Regions from separate parts of the Homo sapiens genome. Here region 1 is linked to region 2. A link is an interaction called in ENCODE POLR2A ChIA-PET data of the cell type or tissue named here. Cell type or tissue: Caco-2. All regions are shown on one strand. Links, peaks and the distances in the headings refer to the core of each region. The heading gives the core; the rest is flanking DNA.

The links. Peaks named below come from ENCODE experiments on the same cell type or tissue, not always from the same donor. Only the 100,000 strongest peaks of a DNase experiment are listed, where the experiment ranks them.
Region 1: POLR2A ChIA-PET joins it to region 2 with 11 read pairs; 10 of 35 experiments call an interaction of 5 or more read pairs at or near these places.

The regions. Positions count from the first base shown.
Region 1 is chr22:40,860,482-40,865,820 of GRCh38, reverse strand. All of the region lies in intron 1 of XPNPEP3 (X-prolyl aminopeptidase 3), which reads right to left. It overlaps DNAJB7 (DnaJ heat shock protein family (Hsp40) member B7), which reads left to right and starts at 3,708. Exons shown (of 1, transcript NM_145174.2): 1 at 3,708-5,339. The coding sequence starts at 3,827. The coding sequence ends at 4,756. In Caco-2, for the core only: no CTCF peak of the experiment used is centred there; no DNase peak of the experiment used is centred there.
Region 2 is chr22:40,912,748-40,918,481 of GRCh38, reverse strand. It overlaps XPNPEP3 (X-prolyl aminopeptidase 3), which reads right to left. Exons shown (of 10, transcript NM_022098.4): 7 at 4,158-4,243. LOC124905157 (small nucleolar RNA U13) reads right to left here and starts at 3,603; the gene lies at 3,500-3,603. It also overlaps the pseudogene RNU6-379P. In Caco-2, for the core only: no CTCF peak of the experiment used is centred there; a DNase peak (open chromatin) is centred at 2,851.

The DNA.
Region 1 (5,339 bases), core at 340-5,339, 53 kb after region 2:
GCTCATGCTTGTAATCCCAGCACTTTGGGAGGCCGAGGCAGGCAGACAGATCACTTGAGGCCAGGAGTTCGGGACCAGCCTGGCCAACATGGCTAAACCCTGTCTCTACCCGCTGCCCCCCCGCCCCCCACAAAAAAAGAGTGTGGTATTTAGGAAGTTAAAAAACAAGTGTTTTAAGAAGTGGGGAGGACTATGCCAGGCGCAGTGGCTCACACCTGTAATCCCAGCACTTTGGGAGGCCGAGGCAAGTGGATCACCTGAGGTCGGGAGTTCGAGACCAGCCTGACCAACATGGAGAAACCCTGTCTCTACTAAAAATACAAAATTAGCCAGGCATGGTGGCACATGCCTGTAATCCCAGCTACTCGGGAGGCTGAAGCAGGAGAATGGCTTGAACCTGGGAAGTAGAGGTTGCAGTGAGCCGAGATCACACCACTGTACTCTAGCCTGGGCAACGAGAGTGAAACTCCATCTCAAAAAAAAAAAAAAAAAAAAGTGAGGAGGGCTCACAGTGTGGCAAGTGCTTCAAAATACAAGGAAGCCAAAAGGACAACCACTGGATATGGTAACATCAATCACTGGAGACCCTGGCGATTTTAGCAGAGTAAAGAAGACAGAAGACAGATTGGAGTATGCCAAGGAGGGAATAGGATGTAAGAAAGCAAAGACACTGAGACAATACTCTGGATAAGTTTTGTTGTGAAGAGGCAGAGAAAATGGCACAGCGGATGGCTGGGAGGCAAAGGATCAACAAAGAAGGGTATAACTGCAGAAACAAGTGCTCGTATTATAACTTTACACTCCACTGAAATTAGTTTTTTCAAACTATATGAATTTCTTAAGAGCAGAATTTCCTATTTTCTACCTTTTCTCTGTATCATAGTGTCAGAGGCGTTTGAACCAGAGCAACTCCATCTTCAGTAGGGGTTTGGTAAAATAAGGCTAAGACCTACTGGGCTACATTCCCAGTAAGTTAAGGCAGTCTTAATCACAGAATGAAATAGGAAGTCAGCACAAAATGCAGGACACAAAAACCCTGCTAATAAAACAGGTAGGTTATAGTAAAGAAGCTGACCAGCTGGGTGCGGTGGCTCATGCCTGTAATCCCAGCGCTTTGGGAGGCTGAGGCGGGCAGATCACCTGAGGTTGGGAGTTCGAGATCAGCCTGACCAACATGGAGAAACCCCCTCTCTACTAAAAATACAAAATTAGCCGGGCGTGGTGGTGCATGCCTGTAATCCCAGCTACTCAGCGGGCTGAGGCAGGAGAATGGCTTGAACCCGGGAGGTAGATGTTGCAGTGAGCCAAGACCCCACCATTGCACTCCAGCCTGGGCAATAAGAGCGAAACTCCACCTCAAATAATAATAATAGTAACAATAATAATGAAAATAAAATAAGTCCCTGTCAAATTTAGACACTGCGAACATCTTCTCCTAGACTGTCACCTTCCTGTGAGCTTTACCTGTGATGTTCTTAAAAAAAGGAGCTGGCCAAACCCCACTAAAACTAAGATGGCAATGACAGTAACCTCTGATTGTCCTCACTGCTACACTCCCACCAGCACCCCAAGAGTTTACAGATGCCATGGCAACGTCAGGAAGTTACCCTATATGGTCTGAAATGGGGAAGCATGAATAATCCACTTCCTGTTTAGGATATAATCAAGAAATAACCATAAAAATGGGCAACCAGCAGCCCTTGGGGCTGCTCTGCCTATGGAGTAGCCATTCTTTATTCCTTTACTTTCTTAATAAACTTGCTTTTACTTTACTCTGTGGATTCCACTGAAATTCTTTCTTGCACGAGATCCAAGAACCATCTCTTGGGGTCTGGATTGGGACCCCTTTCCGGTAACAGCAGGTTCTCAGTATCTGTTTGTGGAATGCCTAGAACCTAAACTCTTTAAGTCCTAGTCCGAGAAATGCAGTAGAGTGGAATGAGAACTTGAAATTAGACTCAAGTTTAAAAATCAGATTTTTCACTAACAAGCTATGTAGCCTTAGACAAATTACTTTCTCTCTCAGAACGTCTGTTTTCTTATGGGCATAAAATATTTATTTTGCTAGAGTGCTGTGTCAGTTAAATGAGCACTTGCTACAGTGTGACTCAGAGGGTACTCAAATAATTTTCGACATTATTGGTTATTATTTCCAGTGGTAGGCAAATTATAATCATGGGTAAGCCACACATAAGTACATGTAAGCACATACACTGGAGAGAATTTAAATTGAGTTTTAAGCATTTCACAATACCTCTAAAAAATGAGTATATATAAAAATGCAAAGCAAAAAAATATTCAGACCTGACAAATGGTCTTGAAAGACTAGAAGCATACACTACAGTTTTAGATTTCATTAGCGTATCATTTAACTGAGGGGTTATAAATGTGATGGAAAATAAAATAAACACAACATAGAGGAGGAAAAACAAAGATTACAGGGAATTTTCTCAGACAATAAAATGAGCCAGGTATAGAATATAAGACCTTTAAATTCGGGTCTAGACTACTGGTAGTTTATCCCCAAAGAAAATCACCTTTGGTCTGTTTCTAATTTGGCTCTCGAATTCTACTTTCCCATACATGACTGAATTTCCAAATAGTAGCCACTGATCCATTACAAATGTAAATCACATCATTAAACTTGCATATTCCCCACTCCCCACAAAGGCTTCCCACTGTACTTGAAATAAGTGCTAGCTTTATGTCCAACAGCCCCAACTGGCAACAACCAAAATGTCCATCAACATGGCCAGTGGCTACCATATTAGATCACTATGTGGCTGACTGTCATATAGGTCTCAGCAATAATGTCATCTCCTCAGAAGCCTTCTAAAACCAATCTAAAGTAGCGCTCTGCCCCCAGCACATTGCTATTTTTTTTGGAGCACATATCGCATTATCTTAAATTATTTTATTTGTTCTCCTATTTGTATTCTATTATAATGCAAGCACCAGGAAAACTGGTGTCTTTTGTTCAATACTGCTATCACCAGTGGCTAAAACGGTGCCTGGCACAAAGTAGACAATCAATAATTATACAGTGAATACATAAACACACAACTTTCCAAATCTTTAATTACATGTTTTACAGCAGTAAACCTTGGGTGGACAAAGATACTATAATCTCAAATGACTTACCACTGGCATGCAGAAAGTTAACATATCAGGCTACTTCCTCCAAGAGGCTTTCATTGACACCCCCAGCCTGAGCTGTCTCTCATATAATTGTTTAGCATCCAGTACTTCCTCTCATCATAACTATTATATTGTAACTAAGTTACTTGTTTGTATCTCCCTCTGAACTGTTTCTTGACTGAAATAAATATGTCAACTGTTTGAATACTTTCTTCACCCGTAAGTCAGTACTTCATTTTTCTAAACCAAAGCATAGAAGAGCTGGGAAGCAATTAAGGCGCAGTAATCTAGAGGTCATATTATGCAAGGGATATGCTGTGGCTATTAGCAACAGATTCCATTGGCTTATGAGGCACTGCCTGAAGCTTCCAGGGAAACATACAGGGGAAACAGTCCAGAGGATTCAGGATGGTCTGGTACGACTCTGGACTAGCTCTATTTGGAAGGTCCAGTCCCTACACTGACCCCAGAATGACACCATAATGCAGCCCTCTCTGACATATTTGTAACTCTGCTTGCCACATAATCAGTATCCTCATCTCTTAGCACATGGTAATAACATTGTCTTTAACATAAAAGTGTACCTATTTGCAGTCACTACCTCTATCACCACCACCAGCAGAGCCTGAGCTGAGGAAACCACGGTTCTCAATACCCAGCACACCCACTTCCAACTATCTGTTAAAACATGGTGGATTACTATGAAGTTCTAGGACTGCAAAGATATGCTTCACCTGAGGACATTAAAAAAGCTTATCATAAAGTGGCACTTAAATGGCACCCTGATAAAAATCCAGAAAATAAAGAAGAAGCAGAGAGAAAATTCAAAGAAGTAGCTGAGGCATACGAGGTATTATCAAATGATGAGAAACGGGACATTTATGATAAATATGGCACAGAAGGATTAAACGGAGGTGGAAGTCATTTTGATGATGAATGTGAGTACGGCTTCACATTCCATAAGCCAGATGATGTTTTTAAAGAAATTTTTCATGAAAGGGATCCATTTTCTTTTCACTTCTTTGAAGACTCGCTTGAGGACCTGTTAAATCGTCCAGGAAGCTCCTATGGAAACAGAAACAGAGATGCAGGATACTTTTTCTCCACTGCCAGTGAATATCCAATTTTTGAGAAATTTTCTTCATATGATACAGGATATACATCACAGGGTTCATTGGGGCATGAAGGCCTTACTTCTTTCTCTTCCCTGGCTTTTGATAATAGTGGGATGGACAACTACATATCTGTTACAACTTCAGACAAAATCGTTAATGGCAGAAATATTAATACAAAGAAAATTATTGAAAGTGATCAAGAAAGAGAAGCTGAAGATAATGGAGAGTTGACATTTTTTCTTGTAAATAGTGTGGCCAATGAAGAGGGCTTTGCAAAAGAATGCAGCTGGAGAACACAGTCATTCAACAACTATTCACCAAATTCTCACAGCTCCAAACATGTATCTCAATATACTTTCGTGGACAATGATGAGGGAGGTATATCTTGGGTTACCAGCAACAGAGATCCCCCTATTTTCTCAGCAGGAGTCAAAGAGGGTGGTAAGAGGAAAAAAAAGAAGCGTAAAGAGGTGCAAAAGAAGTCTACCAAAAGGAATTGTTAAATTGACTCTTCAAATATATAACATTTGAACACAATTGTGTGTGTTTTGGTTAATCACAAATTTTGTAGATAACACTTAATACTATACTAAGAGCTTTTCAACACTTTTAGCAGGATTGTGGACATTTGGTTAGTAGTTTTTTTGAATGGGTATGTCAGAAAAGGATGAGTTTGTGGTGACAGTTGGTGCTAATAAGAATTTGCCTGGGCAGTATAGTGAGATCTTTTCTCTACAAAAAATTTAAAAATTAGCCAAGTGTGGTGGTGTGCACCTGTAGTCCCAGCTACTCGGGAAGCTGGTAGAAAGACTGCTTGAGCCTGGAAGACATAGGTTGCAGTGTAATGGGATCACGCCACTGCACTCCAGCTTGGGTGACAAAGTAAGACCCTGTCTTAAAAAAAAAAAAAAGGAATTTGGAAAACTGCAATGAGTTTTTTACTTTTGAATTTTTCTTTAGTAGAGTTTATAGCCTATTTTTCTTTTTTCTAATTAAAACCACTATACAAACTTACGAAACATGCATAGCATTAGAAGACAAGAATGTATCAAGACACACAGGTTCAGACTACACAATTATTCATGA
Region 2 (5,734 bases), core at 460-5,459:
TAGGCTGGTCTCAAACTCCTGACCTCAGGTGATCCACCTGCCTTGGCCTCCCAAAGTGCTGGGATTACAGGCGTGAGCCACTGCACCTGGCCTAACTTTTTTATTTTGGAGACAGGGCCTTGCTCTGTTACCTAGGCTAGAGCACAGTGATGTGATCATAGTTCACCGTAACCAAAAATTTCAGGGGTCAAGTGATTTTGCCACCTCAGCATCCTAAGTAGCTGGGATTACAGGTGTGCGCCACCATAGTTGGCCAATTTTTTGTATTTTTTGTAGATATAGAGGTCTTGCTGTGTTGCCCAGACTGGTTTTGAACTCCTGGCCTCAACTGATCCTCCTGCGTCAGCCTCCCAAAACACTGGGATTACCAGTGTGAGCCACCATGCTAGCCATATCAGTTTATAGTCAGTTAATTGTGATTTTTTTTATTTGTGTGTACTGTTATTTACAGATTTTTTTTTTTTTTTTTTTTAGACAGAGTCTCACTCTGCTGCCTAGGCTGGAGTGTAGTAGTGCAGTCACAGCTCACTGCAGCCTCAACTTCCTGGGCTCAGGTGATCCTCCCACTTTAGTCTCTCTAGTAGCTGGGACTACAGGCCTGTGACACCATATCCAGCTATTTTTTTCTTTCATGATTATATATGGAATGCTTCACAAATTTGCATGTCATCCTTGCACAGGGGCCATGCTAATTTCTGTATTGTTCCAATTTTAGTATATGTGCTGCTGAAGGAAGCACTTTTAATGTTTTTTTGTAGAGATTGGGTTTTGCCATGTTGCCCAGGCTGGTCTGGAACTCCTGGGCTCAAGTCATCTGCTCGCCTTGGCCTCCCAAAGTGCTGGGATTACAGGATGAACCATAATGCCTGACCGAATTTATCATTTTTATTGATATATAATTCACTTATCATAAAATTCCTTCACTTAAAAAAGTGTACAATTCAGTGGTTTTAAGTATATTCACAATGTTGTACAATCATCACCACTACTAATTCTAGAAAATTTTCATTACCATCTCCTCCCAAATCTTGTATCTGTTAGCAGTCACTCCCTATTCCTTGTGTTTTTTAAAAATTTTAATTAAATTGTTTCCTTTTTTTACAGATGGGGTCTTGCTCTGTTGCCCAGGCTGGTGTGTACTGGCTATTCACAAGCTTGTTCCCATTACTGATCAGTATGAGAGTTGTGACCTGCTCTGTTTCTGACCTGGGCCAGTTCAGCCCTCCTTAGGTAATGTGCAAAAACCTCTAACTGGTTGCAGACACCTGATCAACATAGTGGACTGCAGCTTAGAACTCTTGGACTCAAGTGATCCTCCTGCCTCAGCCTCCTGAGTAGCTGAGACTATAGGTGCATGCCACTATGCTTGGTCATTGTGGGGTTTTTTTCTTTTTCTTTTTTTTTGCGACAGGGTCTGGCTCTGTCACCCAGGCTGGATTGCAATGGTGCAATCTTGGCTCACTGCAACCTCTGTCTCCTGGGCTCAAGCAATTCTCCCACCTCAGCCTCTTGAGTAGCTGGGACTACAGGCATGTGCCACCACGCCTGGCTAATTTTTTTGTAAAGACCAGGTTTCACTATGCTGCCCATGTTGGTCTTGAACTCCTGAGCTCAAGTGATCCTCCTGTCTTTCCTCCCAGTGTGCTGGGATTACATGAGGCACCTCGCCTGGCTGTCCTTTGTGTTTTAAAGATATTTTTATCACCCAAATATTCACCCCAAGATAATTTTCTTTGTGTTCATTTGTAATATATTTGATATAACTAAAATCTCTTTTAGTTAGTAGGCTCCTCCTCCACCTCTTTTCATTTCCTTGTAATTTATTTGTTAAAGAATCCAGGCTGCTTGACATACAGAGTTTATCAGTCTAGATTTTGGGCAGTTACAGACTGAATGTTTGTGAATTAGGAGGTAATTATTTTGAGGTAACAAATACTACCTAGTGTTTGGTTTTGTTAGCTAGTTGCTCTATGTTTATTTGACAATTTGGAAAGTTTGAAAAACTATCCTGCTGCTGCCATCTTCCCACAATCTCTGGTTCTTTTTTGTTTCTATTTCTCATTGAGATTCTCCATCTGTTTGCTCATTATGTCTACATCTTCCTTTAACTTATCTATAACAGCTACTTTAGAGTCTTTCTGCTAATTGGAACATTAGGATCATTTCTTTCTTTTTTTTTTTCCTTTGTTTGAGATGGAGTCTCACTCTGTCGCCCAAGCTGGAGTGCAGTGGTACAATCTCGGCTCACTGCAACCTCCCCTTTCCCGGTTCAAGCGATATTCCTGCCTCAGCCTCCCGAGTAGCTGGGATTACAGGTGCCCGCCACCACACTCAGCTAATTTTTGTATTTTTAGTAGAGACAGGGTTTCACATTTTGGCCAGGCTGGTCTTGAACTCCTGACTTCAAGTAATCTGCCCACCTCGGCCCCCCAAAGTGCTAGAATTACAGGCATGAGCCACTGCACCTGGCCAGGATTATTTCATTATCAGATTTTCTTGATTACAGGTCACAATTACCAGTTTCTTCTCATGTCTAGAAATTTTGTTAACTTGGATAGCTTCAAACTACAAACTCTGTTCTCACTGGGAAGCAACTAAAATCTCTGCTCAGTTTATTCTGCTTCTAGCTGCTCGTATTTTGCTGAGCCTCATGAGGCCTCCTCAGAACACATAGTTCAGTAATCAGCCAAGGATTTTTAAATATTCTGTATGCAGATTTTGGGGCTCAGAGTTTCCACAAGCCCTTCTCGTCAAGGATTTTCCTTCATCTTTCTGGCTATTCTGTCAGCACCTAAATCTATCATTTGATATCTTAAATCAATAAGGCTGTGGCTTTCTGCCGCCCAAGCTATGTGCATTGGGCAATGTCCTCAGGCAAAAAGCCCTTATCACCATTTTTATCCATTATAGTTTTTCTTTTTTTTTTTTTTCAGATAGAGTCTCACTCTGTCACCCAGGCTGGAGTGCAGAGTCCAATCTTAGCTCACTGCAACTTCCGTCCCCTGGGTTCAAGCGATTCTCCTGCCTTAGCCTCCCGAGTACCATTCCCAGGCTAATTTTTGTATTTTTAGTAGAGACAGGGTTTCACCATTTTGGTCAGGCTGGTCCTGAACTCCTGACCTCAGGTGCTCTGCCTGCCTTGGGCTCCCAAAGTCCTGGGATTACAGGTATGAGCCACCAGGCCTGGCCCATTATAGTTTTTTAAGAATGGACTTGTACTTGGCTAACACGGTGAAATCCCATCTCTACGAAAAATACAAAAAATTAGCCAGGCGTGGTGGTGGGTGCCTGTAGTCCCGCTACTCGGGAGGCTGAAGCAGGAGAATGATGTGAACCTGGGAGGTGGAGCTAGCAGTGAGCCGAGATCATGCCACTGCACTCCAGCCTGGGTGCCAGAGCGAGACTCCGTCTCAAAAAAAAAAAAAAAAAAAGAATGGACTTGTACAATTTCTGCCTATTTTTGAAAGCTCTCTGGTGCCTTTTATTTTGATTTTTTTCATGTCAGATGGGTAATGTGCTGACCTTGTAAGAAGGTTTGAGGGTAGCACATCTCATACCTGCACGTGAACACCCAATCATCACACTCATGAGCTACAAAGGGATCTCTAGTGCCTTTAAATAGTTATTTTTAATATTTTGTCCAGATTTTATAATTATTATCTATGGAGGATTAATCCAATCAAGCTTTCTACCATAACCTGAATATTACTTCTGTATTTTAAAAAATCAACTTTATTTTTTAAAAAATGTCTGTGAGTCAGGCATGGTGGCAATGTGCCTATAGTCCCAGCTACTTAAGAGGTCTGAGAAGAGAGGATCACTTCAGGACAGAGTTCGAGGCTGCAGTGAGCTATGATTTGGCCTGTGAATAGCCACTGCACCCCAGCCTGGATGACACAGCGAGACCCCGTCTCTTACCAAAAAAAAAAAAAAAAAAAAAAAAAAAAAAATCTTTGTTAGTTACCTAGGTGTTTCTATGTGCCTCATCCAGTGATATGATGAACAAAACAGTCTTAGAAAATAATAAGGAGCTTTGCAACCTAACTTGACCAGGAATGGACCTATAGTATTTCTTTAGTCATTCATTCCAAATATAGCCATATTCCAACTCATACTCCTAAGAAGCAGTGGGATACGTTACTCTGTAGAAGCCCTACCTGCCATTGACTGGCCACGTACGTGTGATGTCACTCACATAGCAGGAAGACTCACAACCTCCATCCAGAAGCACCATTTCCCCATCCTGGAACAAAGTAAGACAGGTTAAAGTGGATAAGCTCATGATTATAAGTTGTTTCTAGTAATCCAAAGTATGCCTTTCTTTTTTTTTTTTTTTTCTGAGACGGAGTTTCACTCTTGTTGCCCAGGTTGGAGTGCAATGGTGTGATCTCAGCTCACCACAACCTCCGCTTCCCGCGTTCAAGCGATTCTCCTGCCTCAGCCTCCGAGTAGCTGGGATTACAGGTGATTGCCACCACACCTGGCTAATTTTGTATTTTTAGTAGGGACGGGGTTTCTCCATGTTGGTCAGGATGTCTCAAACTCCCAACCTCAGGTGATCTGCCTGCCTCGGCCTCCCAAAGTGCGGGGATTACAGGCGTGAGCCACTGCACTTGGTCCTTTTTATTTTTTTAAAGCTCTAATTTAAAGGACACTAATTGCTGGTTTCTTCTATTTATCTACACAGCATCTAAACTTTTCAGATGTTTGAAACAGGGGGCATGTGAAAACAAAACAAATCTTTTCAGATGAATTCACCCTGCCACAAGAAAGTTGGCAATGCGTGGTGTTTCAGTGTATAGGCTTTGGAACCAGACTCCTTGGGACTGAATTACTAGGTGTAAACATTAGCACATCATAAATATCACTATTATCATTTTTTTTTAAGAAAAAAAAACCCATATGCCTTTGCTTTATGAAACAAGAGAAAAAAACAATCCTATATACGTTGGCATGCCAGTGGTATGCCGGGCCTTATTCAAACACAGCCACCCTTAAACACTTAACCTTGGAATATCACTTCCCTCTTTTTTTTTTTTTTTTTGAGACAGAGTCTTGCTCTGTTGCCCAGGCTGGAGTGCAGTGGTGTGATCTCAGCTCACTGCAACCTCCACCTCCTAGGTTCAAGTGATTCTCCTGCCTCAGCCTCTCAAGTAGCTGGGATTACAGGTGCCCGCCACCACACCTGGCTAACTATGTTGGCCAGGATGGTCTCGATCTCTTGATCTCATAATCCGCCTGCCTCGGCCTCCCAAAGTGCTGGAATTACAGGCATGAGCCACCGCGCCAGGCCCCACTTCCCCTTTTGCTCTCCATCATAATACATGTGGGGAAAGAAGAAAACTTTAAGTATATCTCTAACTTTCTAATTGTCATGTTATGCTGAAATTATCTCTCTATGCCCTTGAAGACAGAGTATATGTTATTCATATCTAAGTAAGTACAAAATTTGACAAACAGTAGAATAATGGGTAAATGATAACATACAGTAATGGCAACTTAAAATGATGGATGTGATTTTTCATTTTTGGCAAAAGATGGAATAAATTTCTGTTAGTAAACAACTAAATCCTGGATAAAATGTATTTTATGACATGTTGACTTTTTTTTTGAGATGGAGTCTTGCTCTATTGCCCAGAGCTGGAGTGCAGTGGCGCAACCTTGGCTCACTGCAATCTCTGCCTCCTGGGTTCCAGCGATTCTCCCGCCTCAGCCTCCTGAGTAGCTGGGACTA